2 separate regions of the Homo sapiens genome follow, and region 1 is linked to region 2. A link is a loop called in an ENCODE intact Hi-C map of the cell type or tissue named here. Cell type or tissue: CD4-positive, alpha-beta T cell. All regions are shown on one strand. Links, peaks and the distances in the headings refer to the core of each region. The heading gives the core; the rest is flanking DNA. Region 1 overlaps LRGUK (leucine rich repeats and guanylate kinase domain containing). Region 2 overlaps PLXNA4 (plexin A4).

Region 1 (9,786 bases), core at 962-8,961, 1.8 Mb after region 2:
GACAAGATAGATTGTTTCTTTTCTAATGAGAATCTTTTCTTTGTCTACCTTTCTGGGTTTTTTACAGGAGGAATTTGATGGGGTCCTGAGAGAGGAGGCTGTGGCCAAAGCACTCCATCACTTGGGGCGCTCAGGCTCTGGGACTGAGCAAGTCTACCTCAATCTAACTTTATCAGTGAGTATGACAAAATCTCCATTGGCTGGCTACAGCTTGACACTGGCTAGACCATATTCATTTTCTTCAGTACTCTTAGCTTTTGTGGTGACAGCAAATCTTGGAGCCTCGCATTTGATGGAGACTGGTGACAAGAGATATTTCTGTAAATATTAGACTTCAAAGAGCCCTGACCAATTCAGTAATCAGCCCCCCAAATTTCTTAGTTTTCATTCTCTTCACACTCTATTTCTTTCATCTTAAGTAGTCTATATTATAGTAATCAATGCTTTCTTTCCAGGAGGTTGAATTTGATTCTGTAAAACCAATCAAAGACTCTTTAAGAATTTTCTCTCTGATCAGTGGAAGAAACACTAAACTTTATATCTGAATCCAAGGGAACAAAGTATTTTGATATTGACTTTCCCCACTAAGTATGTCAAGAAATAAGAGGCTTTGAGCTATACCTTACTTTCCAAAAGATACCTATCATTAAAGAAAAAAAAAATCTATTATTATTCATCAGTTTTTAAGATTTCAGTACTCATCATAGAGTAGCACAAAACCTTGGCTTCAATTTTATCAAAAGAGAGGCTGTAAGAGCAAACTACTGGGAATACTTGCTTCTTTCCTCATTTTGTCTCTCTGTAGTCCTAGAAAAACAATTTAAGTCGTTGTGCCTCCTTATATTGTAAAGCATTAAATATTCATTGGAGATCCACAGAGTAAATTTAGGTACATATGAGAAAAAAAAAACGCACATTGAAATTTTACCATGGCACCATGATTTGGCGAAAGGGTATGTAATTCACTATAAGCCTGTTCTATCTTGGATTTGAATGAGTAAGCTAAGCAAGAAATGTTAAACTTTTTTCACCTTTGCTAGTTCCATGGGCATGTCCTTCAAGGTCAGCATATTAAAACAGTAATCTTTTTCTATTTTCACTTTGTAACATTTTATGGATGACTCAGCCAGTCAGGCAATAACATACAGGGAGCACCCTGTATGCATTGCACTGTGTTTGACGCTGGAATATGGTATATAATTCCAGCAGCCAGTGCATCCCCACACAAGCCCCTTTCAATCAATATTCTACTTCTGTAGGTAGTGCTATGCCTTAAATTGATCTACCCCAAAAAGCAATCCTTTAAATCTTATTTCAGCTGGATGGACTGAAGCTTAATTTATTTTGCCACTGACCTCCTTACATTTGAGATATTACACGTTGAATTACTTTGACTTAATAACCTGTCTTACTGAATACACTTTCTTAGAGTTGCCTAGTTTGGTGATTTTTTTTTCCTTTATGTCTTACTTATGTTACATGTTATTTTTTTTACTTTCTCTTATTATTTGTGTACATATCTTCTCTCCTACCAAAGTCATAAGTTTCTTAAGGGCACAATATAGCTCTCTTCCATCATTGCATTTCTCATCATGCCAAGCACAATGCCTTGTAAATAGTAAATATTCAGTAAGTGTTTATTTATTATTACTGTTCTAGCGGCCTTCATTAAACAATCACCATTATTCTATATGAGAACGTGCTTATAATGACTCTTCATTGGTTTGCTTGTTTTCTGACTCCGCCATCACGACATAAAACAATCATAGAAGTCTTTGTTCCACTCAACCAAATTCCCCTCAACCTCATCTGAAGTTGACTAGAATCAAGATATCCTGGAAAGAATTTTGGACAAGGATTCAAGAGACTTAGATACTGCTTCTCTATAACTAACTTGCTGTGTGATTTCAGGCTGTTAACCTACCTCTCTGTACCTCACATCCCTCATCTCTAAATTGGGAATAAGCTGCCCTACAGATTTCACAGGTGTGTTTGATCAGATGAGATTATTGTGAAAGAGCTTTGAAAATGAAAAGGTGAAAGTGTAGGTAGTATTGTTATTAATGATTTCCTGATGAGGTGTGAATTCTCTTTAAAACTTCATTTAAATTCTAGACATTTTTTTCTTCTACTAGGTAAAGGCCTTGTCTTTATTGCTATTGTGTGATTTATTAAAAGAAAAAAAAGACTCTGTTCTAACGGTCTCCATGAACACTGCTTTAAATTGGCCTTTCATGTTGTATTTGTTTTTGCTAACAACACTAACGTTATTAAGCTATTATTTTCTTCAAAGGAAGGGCTTTTTTTTTATGGCATCTGTTTTGAGATCCTATTAGTAGCAGGCTTCAGATTTTGTTCTCTCTCTTCTTCTATACTTGTGAAAGAAATTCTGGATTTCTTTCCATCAAGAGTTATTGCAAGAAGGCTGAGTAGTAACCTGATAAAGCAACATTAAAGTCTTTTACCTTTTGTTTTCTCAGGGTTGTAATTTAATTGATGTTAGCATTCTCTGTGGATATGTTCATCTACAGAAGTTGGATCTTTCAGCGAATAAAATTGAAGGTATGTAATTGTCATTCTAGATTGATCACTGAATTATCTGAAAACTTAAACGTTGCAGTATGTAATATGGTTTAATAATGCCAGACTTGATATCACTAATTTGTGTATCAATTTACATATTGATCCTTTGCTTTCCATGTAAAAAAGGCACCGATAACTGCTGAGAGAGAAAAAGGCACAGATCTGCAATATGATGATGTGGCTGAGATGCAGTCAATGATATTTAAGACTAGGAGATGGAATGTTGGCTTTATTTTTTCCTTTTAAGAGATCGATCATTACTTCTTCAATACTCCCTGAATATTTAATGATTTCTTTTCTTTTCCTCTGTTACTCAGTGCAGATGAATTAGTCTTTTTTTTCTTTAACAGATTCTTTTCTTTATTTTGCTTTTGCATTTATATTTTATTACACTCTTTATTCTGCATTTTGAAAATCTTATTTTTAAAATTAAAAAAACATTTTTTTTGAGATGGAGTCTCACTCTGTTGCCCAGGCTGGAGTGCAGTGGCATGATCACAACTCACTGCAACCTCCGCCTCCTGGGTTCAAGTGATTATCCTGCCTCAGCCTCTGGAGTAGCTGGGACTACAGGCACGCACCACCACGACTGGCTAATTTTTTGTATTTCTAGTAGAGATAGGGTTTCGTCATGTTGGCCAGGATGGTCTGGAACTCCTGACTTCAAGTGATCTGCCCGCATCAGCCTCCCAAAGTGCTGGGATTACAGGTGTGAGCCACTGTGCCCGGGCCTACATTTTGCATTTTAAATCTGTTAGCTCTTTTACCCTTATTATTGAGCACCAGGGATTCACAAATACATATTTTTCATTCTTTTTTGCTGTCTTTATTTAGTTGATTCTTTCAACTCTAACTCCACAATTTGTAGTTTTATATAAGGTATTTGTTATGACACCTTGTTCACATTTAATGAAATTAGTCCTACCATTGTCAAATTTTCTTCAAAGCTTGATCCTTGTTTATAATTTTCTGATCTTATTTGAAGTTGACAGTGTATAATGTTTTTCTTTAGATTTCTAGGGAAGTGAGCAAATCATTACTTCTGACCTGCTTTCTTCACTGATAATCTTTCTGCTTGCTTCTTTTGCCTGCCTTTTTTATGACAAATAAATGTTGCTGATATGTCTTCTCTGTTTGATTCTGGGGTTTTTTTCCCCTTCTAGGACCCTAATAAAGTCCACTTTTTAACGATTAAGAAATATTCTAGCCCATTTTCATTCTTAAAATACTACTGTTTTTGAAAGACTTTCAATTAACTTTTTTCTAGTTTTCTAAAGCTTTATTATGGAAAATTACAAAGCACAAATAGAATATTGGAATGAATATTTGGGTTCAACAGTGATCAGCCCATCTATATACCTCCCTGCCCAGCTTCCCCAGGGTTATTTTAAAGCAAATCTTAGATGGTCATCTCATCAGAAGGCCTTTTCTAGTGTCTCTGGCAGGAGCACTTGGCCTACTCCATACCTCCGCGGTTGTTTCCATTTGCTGGGTAGGAAATCGCGGAGTGGTGGGGGCCTTGCCAATGCTCACTGCTGACAACAGGAGCAGGGAGCCCACAGTTACGCTCCAAGCCTTTCTCTTCAGCCCGATCAGTCCTCACTAACCTTGGATGGCACATTTCATTAGTTCGTCAACTGTTTGAAAGCCTCCTGTGTGTAAAGTACCGCATATGTTTCTTTTTGTGATGACAGTCTCACTGGTCTCCTGGTGCAGGCCAAACTTCAGACTGCATCCGAATCACCTGGAAGCCCTGATAACACAGATTTCTGGGCCCCACTCTCAGGGTTTCTGATTCGGTAGGTTTGGGGCGGGGCCTGGAAATTTGCATTTCGAATAAGCTCCTGGATGAGGCTGATGCTGCTGGTCCGGGACCACATGCCGAAAACCAGTGATGGAGACACGAGGAGCTCCTGCCCTCTGGTGGGCAAGGAGGTCACTGCACTGATAGGGACCACAGGCCAGCTCAAGTTCAATGTCCAGCAACCCAGACCAAGGACTTTTTTCTGTCTTGATATGAAAACACTGGCTATCTACAGTGTGTGAAATGCACTCACCATCTCTTTGTCTCTAGCTAAGTACTAGCTGCTGCTTCTGCTTCAAGAAGGATCTCCATTTACCTGCCCACAGAAAGATCATCTTTCAGGAGAGTCTGGTGGTCCCGTGAAGTTAGTAGAGTTGAGACCACTGCTGACAGACATGTAGCTGAGCTCAGCATGGACAAATCGATACCACTTGGAAAGCAATTACAGTTTCTCCTTAGGTTTCCTCGAAGAGTTCTTCCTTGATTTGCTGATTCATTTCCAACAAAGTGTTAATGTCTCAAAGTACTGTCTCTCCTGGAACTATTTACATTTAGTAAGGAAGGGCATGGTTTCGTCCAGAAAAATAACATAGAAATTGGGGGGAATTTTCTGGCTTCAGTGACTATTGAGAAGGGAAGATACCAGGAGGCCCCTTACATAGCATGTCCTACCCACCTCAGGGCAGGGCCCCAACTACTCCAGGCTGGCTTCCTTCCCCAGGTCTGCATGTGTCTGTGCCACTTGGAGAAAGGTAGAAGCACTTCGCTTGGCTTCGGGTGAGGAGGCTCCATTCTCCCACTAGAGGCCATCCCCAGGAGGTTGTAATAGCGCATACTATGATCTAGAATCTAGAACGAGGAGAGAGAGGGAAATGCTAGCATTGTTGCCATTTTTAGGCAGAGAAAGGACTTACTAGTAGAGACAGGGCCATAACCCTTACTGTGTGACCCTTCCTGATTCCTTCCCTAATTCATTCCCCTACCTCTGTGTCTGCTGTAAAGTCATAGAGAAAGGTAAAACAATAGTTCATATCTTTTATCTTTTATATGTAATTTCATTAGCACTATCCTTTATTAGCACAGTAGTTCTTTACTTAGTGTTCAAGATTCAAAGTGTGTGCTTGGGATAAAATGCAAAACTCGGATGTACGTTTGATCCAATCTGGAGTCAAAAATCAAATAACAGCAATGAGTTAAATCACTTCAAATAGTTAATGCGATCTAGTGGTAAGTCCAACTGAAACAAAATTTAATTTACAACAAAGAGAGTTTCCTAATTGTGGCATTTCCACTCTTTATGAAAAGATCTAATTTAGTTATTTAGGGGCTAATTATCAAGAGGATTATCTAAGGCTTTTGCTTTTCATCCTTTTCTCAAATGCTGGCAAGTTTTGTAGCATTTCATTGTTAGTGGCAGAGTGAGCGGGCATGCGGAAGAGGCCGCAGGGATTGGTTACTTGGCTGCCCCCAAAATAGGGCATACAAGGATTGGCCACCCCTGGGGAAGAGGATTAAATTATTGACTCCGAGAGTTTTCTACCTTTTTTTTGTATATTTCACATACTCCTGATTTTATTCCTTTCACTCATATGGAATAATTAAGATGTCTTTGCAACTGTTATAATTTTAAAATATTCTGATGTCATGTACACTGTTTTTAATGCCTTTGTCTTGTTATTTTATTGGCTTACCTTATTCTGTATCTGTTTCCCTCCGTAGATTTATCTTGTGTGAGTTGTATGCCTTATCTCCTAGAACTTAATGCTTCTCAAAATAATTTGACTACGTTCTTCAATTTCAAGCCACCCAAAAACCTCAAGGTAGACTTTATGAATACCTTAATTACACATTAAGGGGTTTGCAAAAGTGCATTAAATAAGCAAAATAGCACTCAAATAGAGAATTCAGAGAGAATAAGATACAGAGGTAAGCAATGTAAGTGTCTGAAATGAAATAAAAAAGAAGGCTTTGTGTATACTTTATTTTGGAAAAGGGAGCTGGTCTGTCAGTGGATAGGCTTTCTGGAAGCTTTGTTCAAACCTAGTGTTCAAACCAACGAACTTTCCTCTGGTCTCCTCTTTCCCTCATTTGAATAGTAGTTATTATTGCCCTTTTTTTGTTGTTATAGTGGAACAATTTTTTAAAAATATTACTTGGTACATTTTATTTATTTAAAGAAATGCATTTTATTGTGTATATTTCAGATGTACAGCATGATGTTATGGGACATATAGCGGAATAACTTATCTGAAAAATTTTATATCTGAATAATCTGTAAAAATGTCCTAGGCTCAAACTTTGCCCTTTTATTTATCTAACTTTACTTTTTAAGAAAATAATGCTTTCAGATCTCCATTCTTGCTTCTCCGCACTTGCTTTTGCATTTCTGAAGCAGAAATAAACTACCTGTGGACAGTGGTGGATGGAATAGTTTGCTATGCCCTAGAGCAGTGAGTCTGTTGCTTAAATGCATGCCCAAATCACCTGTGGTTCTTGTGAAAAGGGAATTCTGACCCATTAGGTCTGGGGTGGGGCCTGAGCCTGTGATTGCTAAAAACCTTCCTGATGATGTCATGCCACTGGTCCATCGGTCATACTTAAGTAGCAAGGTCAGAGAGAAGTGGTTCCCACACTCTTCTGCACATTGGAATCACCTGAGGGAGTTTTCAGACCTACTGATACCCAAATCCCACTGCAAGAGATTCTGATTTAAGTGGTCCAAGGTAAGGTGTGGGCTTTGGGCTTCTTATTTTCAGAGACAAGTTGGAGTGCAGTTGCGCATTCTTGTCTCACCACAACTTCAGCCTCCTGGGCTCAAGTGATCCTGTCGCCCAGGCTGGAGTGCAGTGGCGCAATCTTGTCTCACTCTCACCGCAACCTCCGACTCCTGGGCTCAAGTGGTCCTCTCACCTCAGCCTGAGTAGCTGGGACTACAGGCACGTGCCAAAACACCTGGCTAACTTTTTTGGTATTTTTTGTAGAGGCGGGGTTTCACCATGTAGCCCAGGCTGGTCTTGAACTCCTGGACTCAAATGATCCACCTGCCTCAGCCTCCCAAAGTGCTAGGATTACAGGTGTAAGCCACCACGCCTGGCCTGGACTTTTAAAGAGACCATCAGGTGGCTCTAATGTGCTGACAAATCTGGAAACGATCACCCTGGGTTTTGTGATTAGTGTTGTTGTATTGGACTCAAATATTTAATTAAAAAGTCATTTTAAGGAATGGACATCAACTATTGCCTTTTATTATCTATTAGTTTTATTTTATTTACAAACCAAATTAACTTAAATCCAAAATATTCTATGGAGAGTTGCACAAATATGAAAATCTGTTTGAAATCAAGAAACAGACATTCCCTTATACTGATGAGAGACCTTAATTTTCAATTTTTCTTCAGTTTTATATCATTCCCTTATCAATAGTGCATTTTTTCCCTTTGAAATTATAGTTTTTGCCAGGATGACATTCCTTTGTGCAAATAAGCCGCACTAGGTGCCTATCTGTACTCAGTGTGGGGCCGCATCGTCTTGAGGTTATCAGGAATTGAATTTGCAAAGCTGTTTTGATTCACCTTTTGCTGTTCCATTCGCCTTGTCTGAAGCCACAGGGCAGTCATTCATGGTAACAGCATGACCCCTACCCCAGGAAAAACTTTGGAGTTTCTCCCTTTCACACCCCTTCCTTGCACTCTCCCAGAAAGACCCTACAAATGAACAAAAACAGATCATGGACCCCATCTTTAAGGTTCTGAGCTCCTGGAGAATTACAAGCAAATATATTGGTCATTTTAGAGAAGTGTGTACCAAGTGCCAAGCTGTACCCTGAGGTGCTGCAAGCCACTGTGAGCTCTGTGTAGACCTGGGAAGGAATGATGGTGGCCTCCTGGTGTATGTTTTCTTTTCTTTTCTTTTCTTTTTTTTTAAGATGGAGTCTCATGCTTGTTGCCCAGGCTGGAGTGCAATAGCAAGATCTCGGCTCACCGCAACCTCTGCCTCCCAGGTTCAAGCAATTCTCCTGCCTCAGCCTCCCGAGTAGCTGGGATTATAGGCATAAGCCACTACACCTGGCTAATTTTGTACTTTTAGTAGAGACGGGGTTTCACCATGTTGACCAGGCTGGTCTGAAACTCCTGATCTCAGCTGATCTGCCCGCCTTGGCCTCCCAAAGTGCTGGGATTACAGGTGTGAGCTGCTGCGCCTGGCCTCAGGTGTTTTCAATGTATTATTTAATCCTCCCAGTAAAGCTGTGGGGCTGTCCTGATATTGTCCTGATACTGAAGCATGAAAGGTTAGGTAACTAACTTCACCTTTGCTGGGAGGCAGCGGAACTGGGATTGAACCCACTGTCTGAGACCCCATGGCCCACATCTTTCCAGTAAGTCAGGCTCATGTACTATGCTCCGCCATCTTGAGAAGCTCCACTTCCTTTTCATTTAATATCTATGAGCCTTGTACCACCAACCAGAGAGAACATGCATTTCCTAGAGCGGGGACTTGTATGTGCACTCTTTTTGTATTTATTAGAATGCTTTTGCTCTTACTAGGTGAAAAATGTTAATTTGACTTGATGGCTACTTTTTCCAAGCTCTAGGTTCCAATGGGAGTCCAAACAGTGGCACAAACCCCTTTAAGGTCTTTCAAGAAACCTGGCTGGGCACAGTGGCTGAGGCCTGTAATCCCAGCACTTTGGGAGGCTGACACGGGTGGATCACTTGAGGTCAGGGGTTCAAGACCAGCCATGGTCAACATGGTGAAACCCTGCCTCAACTAGAAATACAAAATTTAGCCTGGCATGATGGTGGGAGCCTATAGTCCCAGCTACTTGGGAGGCTGAGGCAGGAGAATCGCTTGAACTGGGAGGCAGAGGTTGCAGTGGGCCAAGACTGAGCCACTGCACTCCAGCCTGGGCGACAGAGTGAGACTCCATCTAAAAAAAAAAAAGAAACCTAATACCATAGCTACATAGAGAGCATAGTATTAGCGTTTGCCCTGACTGAGGTGTAGTTATACAGATGTCATACTATGGCACCAGAATGAAAGATGTTGATGAAAAAGTGTCAATAATAAGTAAGCCCTATCATGATAAGCTTATTCCTAGTTTATTATTATTCTATAGAAGAAAAAAGTGAATGTTAAACTCCATTTACATCATGCCAAACTGACTTATTTCATAGTATGCATTTTCCATAGCTCCCATTTGTATATGCATACATTTGGTGTTCTGATTTTTTTAATAACACTTTTATTTGTACATTTCTATTTCTTCATATAGTTTGCTAACTTGTATTTTACTAAGTAGTCCTGTTGCTTGCTGTATTGCAATTGACTTCATCAGTTTTCTACTCTTGCCATTGGAGTTGTTTCTAAATTAGTTTTTAGTATTTACTGTATAAAGTTTT
Region 2 (9,786 bases), core at 900-8,899:
AATAGGCAGTCACTTTGAGGAGCACAGGAAAGACACACCGATTTAATTACCTTCTCTGCACCATCACCAGGGTCCTTCAATTTTAGTATCTGAGGAACTTTTCTTTGGATTAAACAGTTTCACAGAACCAAACAAAAGTCTCATTTTGCACCAAAATTTTCACAATTTTTGCTTAGGGCTGGTTCAGGAACTTCTTTCCAAAGTCTATGTCAAATTAAAAATCCAGAAATACCTACCATTATTTAAAAAATAGTAGGGTTTATTTCCCACACTGACCTAAGACTTAAAACAAAACGAAGCCCTCTAAGGGTTGAGTGTGTGGTGTGGCCCCTTCTCCCCACAGACCTTCCCCTTGGGTCAGAGCGTTTAGTCGGCCTCATGCCAATGCCCATGACCGGGGGTGCTGGTTCCCTTCTGCTTCTTGGGGCCTTCCATGGTTCACCCCCATCAGAGTCTGGAAAGGGAGGCCACGGGAAGTAGGGAAGGGAGGAAGAGGAAGGAAAGGGTGGGAGAGCTGAGGGTTGGAGAATATCAAGAAAAACTGAGATTTTACAGGTTGTTACTCTGGGGTTCCAAAAGAGGTCCTCACGGAGGTTCCACATCACCAGACCCTGGGTCCTGTATCAGAACTGTCCTGGGTCTGCACGCTGGAGTTCACTAACTGGACTTCCAGCCACTTTACTTCCCATCCTCAACGTAGACCAGGAAAAGTCATGATGGAAAGACTTCTTTGTTCCTCCTCAGCCCAGCAGGGCTCTGATCATGCCAGCTTGTTGTGTTGCAAGACACGAAAAGAAGCCAGCAACAAAATTGTCTTGCGTCACTTAACTTCCTCTCAGATTTCTAAGCAGGTAATTATTTCCTCTCCTCCAATGGACTGCAAGCATTTTGGAGGGTTTTTATCAGAGACACTCCATAAATAAAAGTGTCAGGTTATTAAGGATAATCTTATCCACTCTCCTGAGCAAGTTATCCAGTGGAATATTGTGCTCTTCCTCTGTGGCACTTTCTTCCTTGACTTTTCCATTTGGCACCTAAGTGAGCCAGGGGAGGATGTGTGAGCAAGGGAGACATTTCTGCTACTGGGGCCTGGGAAACAGGACCAGAGGGGCTTTCACTCCGGTCTGTTCTGTGTGACCTCTGGGAGGCTTGTTTTCTCTAGTTCATTCCATTGCTGAACATGAGTTGAGCATGTACTGTGTAAAATCCCACCCAGAAATGCACACATTTCAAATAAGATTTGGCTGGTTTCTACCCTCAAAGACTTCTTGTCCAAAACAAGATTCACAGCACAATTTAAAAAGCAGTTTCACATTGACTTTCTAAATTTAATTCACACCACACATAGTAAGGACACAATAAACTTTATTGAATTAATAAATGAACCATGATTCCAGTGAGGGAAGGAGGATGATTATTTGTACTCATGTTGTATCTATGAACAAACTAAGACTCAGATGGGCTACATGATGCTCAAAGTTAGATTATAGCTAACAAGTGCTGGATCTCATTTTCGATCAGATATTCTGGTTAAAACCCAATACACCTTGGCCCACATCTCACGCCCCTCCCGAGTGAAGCACATTCAAATGATTGACTTCTGTTCTGGTGGCCATGGAGAGGAAGCAGTGGTCAATTCTGAGGAGTGTGCTTCCCAGAAGAGTGGCAATGTGAGCTGATTGTTAGGAGGAATATGATTCAAATAGCAGGAGCCATGAGGAAGAATATGTCCTAGGCAGGCTGGCATGAGCAAAGGCAGAGATGGAGGAAAGTGCCACGTGTGTGCAGTGTAGGGTAGTCAGCTGTGGTCAGGGCATATGACTTTTGGGGGCATGGTGGGAGGGAAGCCCAGAGTGGTAGGTTGGATGCAGGTGCAAAAGACCCTTGAATGTCTTTCAAAGTGCTGGGCTTTAACCTGTACACAGAGGGGAAGTGTTGTATGTTTCCAGGATGGGGGAACTGATATGATCTGACTTTCATAAACTGGAGATAATAAGCAAAGCATATCCTACTTTTTCAACTTGGAAAAACTGCTATGCCCTTGAAGAGGGGCACTGTCATTCCTTTAACAAAGTGAACGCCCACTTATTGCCTCAAATGACTAAACTAAAAAATGCGACTCTATCACCATAAGCCTCCCTATGTTGTGTTGGGAGGTGGATTTTATTGAATCGTCCACATTCTCCCAGTTCTCTTCTAGTCAACTTTTTGGGTTTAGGTTAAGGGAACAATACATTTCTTTGCAGCAAGCTCTCTAACCAGAGTTTGGGAAAACCTTGATGTTCTTAACATAAACTCAATCAACTGACTTAAACGCATGGAAAATGGTGGACTTAGGAGGAACATTTCATTTTAGCACTTTACGGATCAAGTCACTATGGGATAGAGACCCTAAACTCTCACAAACTTCCAGGCTAAGATTTTAAAACATAGATTTAACCCTAGCCTATAAAGTACTTAATCAATAATAGCTTGGTGCCTCAAATTTTGAAAAGGATTTTTATGTACATCATTTCAGTGTGTCCTCCCAGCAGTATTGTGAGCTGGGTTTGGGAAGTGTCCTTAGGCCATAGCTCCCCAGCAGATGAAGAACTAAAGCCTGGATGGGAAATGACTCTCCAAATTCATGACACCACTGTAGCTTCATTAGGTCTCTTAACTTCTGAACCTGTTGTTCTTACCATGCTATCTTGGCACCCACTTCTTTTTAAATAAGGGACTGGGGTCTCACAAGAAAAGTACACAATTTAGTCCCCCACCCTCCAGTTTCATCAATGCAGAGTGAGATGAGTAAAACAGGGTGCTATAAGACTGCCTGTTGCTTGAGCCTAGCTGTGTTGTGCTGGGGTTGGGTTGGATTGGATTGAGTTGTATTGTGCTGCATTGGGTTAGGTTGGGCTGTGTTGTGTTGTATTGGATTGGATTAGGTTGGGTTTTGTTAAATTGGGTTGTGTGTGTTGTGTTGTGTTAGACTGGATTTATTGGATTAGGTTGGGTTGAATTGGATTGGATTGTGTTGTGTTGAATTAGATTTAGTTGGGTTGTGCTGGATTAGATTGAGTTGTGTTGTGTTGAATTGAATTGGGCTGGGTTCAGTTAAGTTTGTGTTGGATTAAATGTAATTGGATTGGGTTGTGTTGGGTTGTGTGTGCTGTGCTATATCATGTTAGATTGGACTGGGTTGGGTTGGGTTGGGTTGGATTGGATTGGATTGAATTGGGTTGAGTTAGGTTGTGCTGAATTGGATTGAGTTGGGTTGGGTTGGGTTGGACTGGATTGGGTTGGGTTGTGTTGGGTTGTATTGGATTGAGTTGGGTTGGATTGGGTTGGGTTGGGTTGAATTTGATTGGATTGGGTTGTGTTGGATTGTATTGAATTGGATTGAGTTGAGTTGGATTGGGTTGAATTTGATTGGATTGGGTTGTGTTGTGTTCAGTTGGATTGAATTGGATTGGGTTGCATTGGATGGGGTTGGATTGGGTTGTGTTATGTTGAATTGGAATAAATTGGTTGACTTGAGTTGGACTGAACTGGGTTGGATTTACTGGTCTGGGATTCACTAGCATAGGATCCAAAGTCTTCCCTGATTACTTTTATTCTGTGGCATTCAGTGACCATTTGCCTATCCTTGCAAAGCTACCATGAGTTTACCATGACCAGGTTGTGTGCAACAAGAGCAAAATGGAGCAGCACAAGCAAAAGTCAGCACAGCATTGTGGAACACCAGTTGTAGGGAGCCTCTCAGCCTGCTCCCTCCCTCAGCTGGCTCAGGTTACACCTGGCCAGGCAATTTCAGAAATGGGTAGGGAAGAAATCCAAGAGCAGGGAGTGGAGAACAAGAGCCAGGCAGAGCAAGGGTCGGGGCCAGGCAGGCACAGTTTGCAGGCCAGAGAACATTCTCTGAGAGCGCAAGAATCTGTGCCTCCTGGGAAAGGCTGTAATCCATTTTCCCTGAAGACCCGAGTAACCCGGTCAAAGAAACTCAATCCCAAGTGGTTTTGACATAAGGTCATGAACCGAGACAAGGCAATCTCAGCAGTTCATCCCACACAACAAGCAGGCCTGCAGGCAGGGGGACTGGAGCGGAGAGGGCAGGGGTAGCATCTCAGGGCCCTGGTTGCAGGGGGAGGGAGTTGGAGCCCTTCCTAGCCAGACAGGTGATTCATGTGGACACTCTCACCCTTCTGAGCACCAGAGATCACACCAGGGTCTGACCCTCTGGCAGCCCCATCTGCTCACTAAAGGGGAAACTGAGGCAGAAAAGAGCGCAATACTGCCCAGAACCCAGAGTGTCGAGGAAAGGAGGTGATATCAGTATGTGCTCACTTGCTTTGGACACTTGAGAGCGCTAAGCTGGGGGAGGGTCAGCTTCTCCAGCCTCCTGGCTTCCTCCCTCCCTGCTTTCCCTCTCCTTCCCCAGGGCTGGGAGCCAAGGGATGCCTCAGCTGCAGGACTCTCCCTCCCCACCCCCTGCAGAATGAGCGTTTCCACAACTTGCACATCTTTACCTCCTGTGTTTACCGGAAAACAGGAAGGAAGGAGGGAAGAGGAAGTCTTTTCAGAGCCTCTGGTGATCATCACGCACTTTGCTTTTTTTTTTTTTTTTTTTTTTTAATTCTTCTCCCCCACTCCAATCTCATCTGTCCCCTGAAGGGAGAAATCGAACCCATCTGTAGTTGTTACACAGGCAAAATCACAGATGCTGCTGTGGTCTAGCCAGGGTCGGAGGGGCTCTGTTCTGTGGTGTATATGTAGGTATGTGTGTGCGCGGGTCTCTGCCTGTGTGTTTCTGAAGCTGGTCTTTAACAAGTGTGGACTCTCTGTTGAATTCTGCATTTTCTCCTGCAGCCAGCAGGTGGCAGTGCTGCGACAGTCGGGTGACTCCAGTCCTGTGACGCCTGGCCCCGCAGCGCTTGTCAGGACTGGTCCAACCGTGGAAGGGAAGGCATGTCCACACGCACCCCAAGGTGGCCCACATAGAGGTCCTGGGCAAGGCGATATGGAGGAGAGCCATCCAAAGGCCCTTCTGAAACCTCCTCTCCTCTCTTCCATTCTTCTCTATTTCCCCTAATCTAATCTAGAAAGGGGGAAACCTACTAACGTTTCCTAAGCACATGCAGCATGGTTTTCAGACTTAGCATAAAACCCCTGCAGAGCTTGTGAAAATGCAGCTTCCCAGGCCCTGTCCACTGAGACTCTCACGCAGCATGGCTGAGGTGGAGCCCAGGAACGTGCATTTTGAGTAAGTGCTACTGGTGATTCCCATGCAGTCCCCAGGGAACTCCAAATTGAGAAATAGAAAACTAGCATATTCCAGGTGCTGTGATGAGGGCTTCATCCTAGATCTGTTCTCAGGGTTCCTTGTAAATTATAATTCTCTCCACCTGTTTCCTACTCTAGGTCTGTTCTCAGGGTTCCTTGTAAATTATAATTCTCTCCACCTGTTTCCTACTCTAGATCTGTTCTCAGGGTTCCTTGTAATTTATAATTCTCTCCACCTGTTTCCTACTCTCCAAACACATTGCCGCTGCACTCCTCTACCATGAAGTTTTGGCTCTGCATTCTTAACGGACAATTTTGCTGTTTCCTTATGCTAATTTCCTGGTGCTCTGAGATCACCGGACTTCCTGCTCCAGAAGCAGGTTTTCTCACACTGCCTCCCTGTCATCCTAACCTTTCTTTTATTCCGTGTAAGTTCCTGAAATGCACAGTGCCTTACCCTGCCTTCCCAGCCATGGGGCTTTGCTGGAGCCGTGCACGGCAGTACCATGCTTCCCCACCTCTCCTATGCTCTCCACTTGCTTCCTTCCCAGTCAAAGGGCTCTGCTGGAGTTCTGCAGGGCAGTGCCATGCTTCCCCACCTCTCCCATGTTCTCCACCCCTGCCTTCTCAGACACCTGAGTTGGACTGCCCTGGTGAACATCTCCACAGTCAAGCAACCTGGAGCTGCACCTACAGACATGTGCAGAGGACAGGCATCTCCCTTGAAAGTCAGCATGACACAAGACCTACCCACAGTGGTCATACTGGGCGCTTTTAAGATGGCAACACAAACAAACTCTGAAAACCCAGTGTATTCATTTGCCGGGGGTGCCATAACAGGTGACCACAAACTGGGTGTCATAAAACAACAGAAATGTATTCTGTCACAGCTCTGGAGATTAGAAGTCTGGAATCAAGGGGCCGGTAGGGCTGAATCCTTCATTGCCTCTTCCCACCTCCAGTGACTGCTGGCAGTGCTTGCTGTTCCTTGGCTTGTGGCAGCATCACTCCAATCTCTGCCTTTGTCTTCACATGGCCCGGGTCTCTCTGTCTAAATTTCCCATTCTTTTCTCTCATGAAGTCACCAGTCACTGGATTAAAGCCCATCCTTCATCCTAACTTGATTAGATCTCCAAAGACCCTATTTACAAAAAGGTCACATGCACAAGTATCAGAAGTTGGGACTTCAGCTTTCCCTTTGGGGAGATACAGTTCAACCTGCAACACCCCACGAACCAAAGATTCTGCTTTCACTTCTTACCTCCTGCCTGGAGAGAGGAGAGCAGAGTCTCCGTGCTTCTCCAAGCACTGAATGACCTTTCCCATGAATAAAGCTTTTGCTCTTGGTGGATGCCATATTGGAAGAGGTTAAAGCAAGTCAGCTTTGGGCTTCCCTGAGTGCAGTGGTTCTCAGAGTTTGGGCTCCTGACCAGCAGCATCCGGGAACTTGTTAGAAATGCCAAATCTCTAGCCTTGCGCAGACCTACAGAATCAGAAACTCCAGGGCTGAAGCCAGCAATCTGTATTTAATAAGTTCTACAGGTGGTCTGGATGCATCCTAAATTTTGAGAATGACTGCTCCCGCGGCAGGGCTCACAAGGGCATCCCCAGCAAGTTCCAGCCACTGACTATGTCGTTTGTTGCCCCAAATCTCCCTGTTTTTCTGCCCTCCGGTTCCTGGCAATCCCTTGCCAGCTGCCCTTCCTTGACGGCTGTCAGATGCCTGGCACATCACCTGGCTCCACACTCACCGGCCAGCTTCCCAGCACTGTTTTTCTCCGGCTGCCTCTCCTCACCTGGCTCTCCGTCCGCCACCCCCTCGCGCTTACTTGCATGCCCTCACTTCCCTCTGACTCTTTCTCCTGACAAAGAGAAGAGCTTGGCAGGGGTTGGTTAAGTTAACTCTGATCACACAGAAAACAAACTGTTATTTTTCTGTCTGCCAAGCTGCTGAAGGCAAGGATGTCAAGCCCAGGATGTGTGTGAATGTAAGATCTACAGTTACCCTAGCGTGTCTGTGTTCTAGGCAAGCTTTTTTTTTTTTTTTAAATCGTGGTCCAGTTCCCAGGGAGATACCAGTGACAACCTCTTGGATGCTCATTGCGCTGGCTGTGACAGTCTCTGTACACATTCCCTGACCCAGGGAATGAGCAACTCCCATAAACAGCAGACGGTGGGTCACCTCTGACATCTGCTGTCCACATTTCTGATCCCCTGGAAGGCCTTGTTCAAAGCAACACTGGGCTGAAATGTTGGTGCACCATGTGTGTTTGCCGTGTCGGTGCACATAAGCAGACAGACCTGCAGGAGGCAGACAGCCAGGCAGGAGGGAGCCCCGGGGGACACGTGGACACATGTTAGAGTCTGGTGAACATTCAAGACAAGGTTTTAAAGATGTGTCTGTGGTTGAGGGTGGGGAGGGGCAAAAAGGAGGCCCTTTGGAGAGGGCCAAGGTGCATATATTGGGGAGCCTGTATGCGGGTGGCCACCCTCCCAGGAGAGTTTCAAGTTTCTGGGGAGGAGGGAAGCCTGGGTGGGGCGGAGGGGGCATAGGAAGTCCTAAACTCCACCCCCAGAAGAAGGTAGAAATTAGCAGAGTATCTGGGCAAGCTACAACCCAGTTTCCGTGCCTTTTTTGTCCCAATCACCAAATTGGGCACAATTATAGTAGAATAGCAGTGAGAAAAAAACAAACAGTAAAAATAAACATGGTAAGTGAAAAGGTTGGAAAAGGAATGTGCCAGAGAAATCTGGAAATCTTTGCATGCAGGCACTCGGGTCTGAGACACACTTTCCATTGGGTCTGGAAACCAGGTAGACCAAGGCTAGAGTTCAATTTCCCTAAAAGGGCTTTTTTTTTTTTTTTTTTAACAGAGTCTCACTCTGTCACTCAGGCTGGAGTGCAATGGTGCAAACTCGGCTCACTGCAGTCTCTGCTCTTGGGTTCAAGCGATTCTTGTGCCTCTGCCTCCCAAGTAGCTGAGATTACAGGCATGTGCCACCATGTCTGGCTAATTTTTTGTATTTTTGGTAGAGACAGGGTTTCACCATGCTAGCCAGGCTGGTCTTGAACTCCTGGCCTCAAGTGATCCACCCGCCTCGGCCTCCCAAAGTGCTGGGATTACAGGCGTGAGCCACCGTGCCTGGCCAGAAGGGTTGCCTTTTTCATTTCTGTCTCCTAGATGTCACATCAGGTTTTAAGAGGCTGTGGCTCCATTCTTTATCCCACACAGCAAGAAGGTAGCATGGCTAAACATCCTGGTGCAATTTCAACCTCTCAGGACCATTCTCTAGTTTCAAACCCCAAAAAGCACCTGGCCACATAGGTGAGTTGCTCCGTCACTATCACTCATTTAGTTGGAGACACTCATCTCCTCTTAAGCACCTCCCGTGCTGTATGTATTTTTAAACTATTGTGACTTATTTTGCTTTGGAAATTTAGGAGATCATTGGGTCACTCTTTGAAACAACCAGAGATGCTCAGGAAGAAAGGGATGTCACAAAACCAGGTTTGGATACCACTGTTCTGGGGTTCGGCTTCCTGTGACTTAAGAGATCTGTTCAGATTTTAAACAGGACAGCTGATCCACTATCTCACTGGGTCCCCTCTAGGCAATATAAGCCAGAGAGGCCTTAACATCAGAAATACAAGGGTTGGGGAGGGGTGGTGCACATTTGTATCAGTGTATTCTCCTTTAGCACAGATGAAATACACTGGGTGACATAATGGAAATTCACAGAGGGAAAAGATCCGTTGGGGGAGAGACTCATAACTCAGGTGACCACTGAACTGTGATCCCCACGAGTTCACCTTGTCCAGCCTGTCTTCCCTTTTGCCCTCTCCCCACCACCAGGCCTTAAATCACCTGTACATGTGCATTGCTGGGTGCCAGCAGATGATTCATGAAACTCAACAGACAGATGCCCTGGTGGGCACAGGAAACCGAAGGATTGAGAGACATGGGTGTGTTGAAGTGCTAGCAGTAACAGCCATGAGGCTACACAGTCCATTAGGTTTTCATTTTACAAAGTAGAGTGTACTTGCATCATCTCATCTAATCCTTCGAGTGATCTGAGGAGTTAGGCATTATTACCTCCAAAGCCTAAGAGAAAGTGGTAAAAGCAAAGCCTTCAACAACAAAACCCCAACCCAGGAGGCCTGACCTGGGTCCACCTAAAATCTCTCAGGACAATTCTAGGCACTCTCCCTCCAAAATAGGTCTGCTAGATCTTCCTCCTGCTCCACGGCTCTGCTGTGCAAGGTGTCACCATGCCAGGGAGTCTTCTGACACGACTCTCCCAGGCCATGGGTGAATGTTCCACTTCCAGGCCACTATAATGTCGACTGTCCTTAGACTATAGCCATGCTTCTGGGTTCTGCAAAACAATCTGAACCCAAGATTGAGAAACCTGTGATATAATATACAGATCTGTCATGTGGAGGAGACTTGCAGGTTTGATTTTTCTCACTGTTTAAATATCTGGGTGGCTGCAGGAAAGATACACCACCCTCTGTGCCTCAGC

The links. A loop is a pair of places that touch in the nucleus more often than their neighbours do. Peaks named below come from ENCODE experiments on the same cell type or tissue, not always from the same donor. Only the 100,000 strongest peaks of a DNase experiment are listed, where the experiment ranks them.
Region 1: it touches region 2 in a loop (8-fold over the local background); 6 of 110 quality-filtered maps call a loop at or near these places.

Annotation. Positions count from the first base shown.
Region 1 is chr7:134,136,956-134,146,741 of GRCh38, forward strand. It overlaps LRGUK (leucine rich repeats and guanylate kinase domain containing), which reads left to right. Exons shown (of 20, transcript NM_144648.3): 2 at 68-175; 3 at 2,481-2,562; 4 at 6,107-6,207. Among named protein-coding and RNA genes, the nearest start is that of LRGUK, 15 kb to the left of the region's middle. RefSeq lists a silencer at 4,389-4,458. In CD4-positive, alpha-beta T cell, for the core only: CTCF peaks have their summits at 4,503 (motif pointing left) and 4,706; a DNase peak (open chromatin) is centred at 4,486.
Region 2 is chr7:132,314,072-132,323,857 of GRCh38, forward strand. The region is part of intron 3 of PLXNA4 (plexin A4); the gene reads right to left. Among named protein-coding and RNA genes, the nearest start is that of PLXNA4-AS1, 33 kb to the right of the region's middle. In CD4-positive, alpha-beta T cell, for the core only: a CTCF peak has its summit at 4,840 (motif pointing right); a DNase peak (open chromatin) is centred at 4,870; H3K27me3 peaks cover 1,769 bases.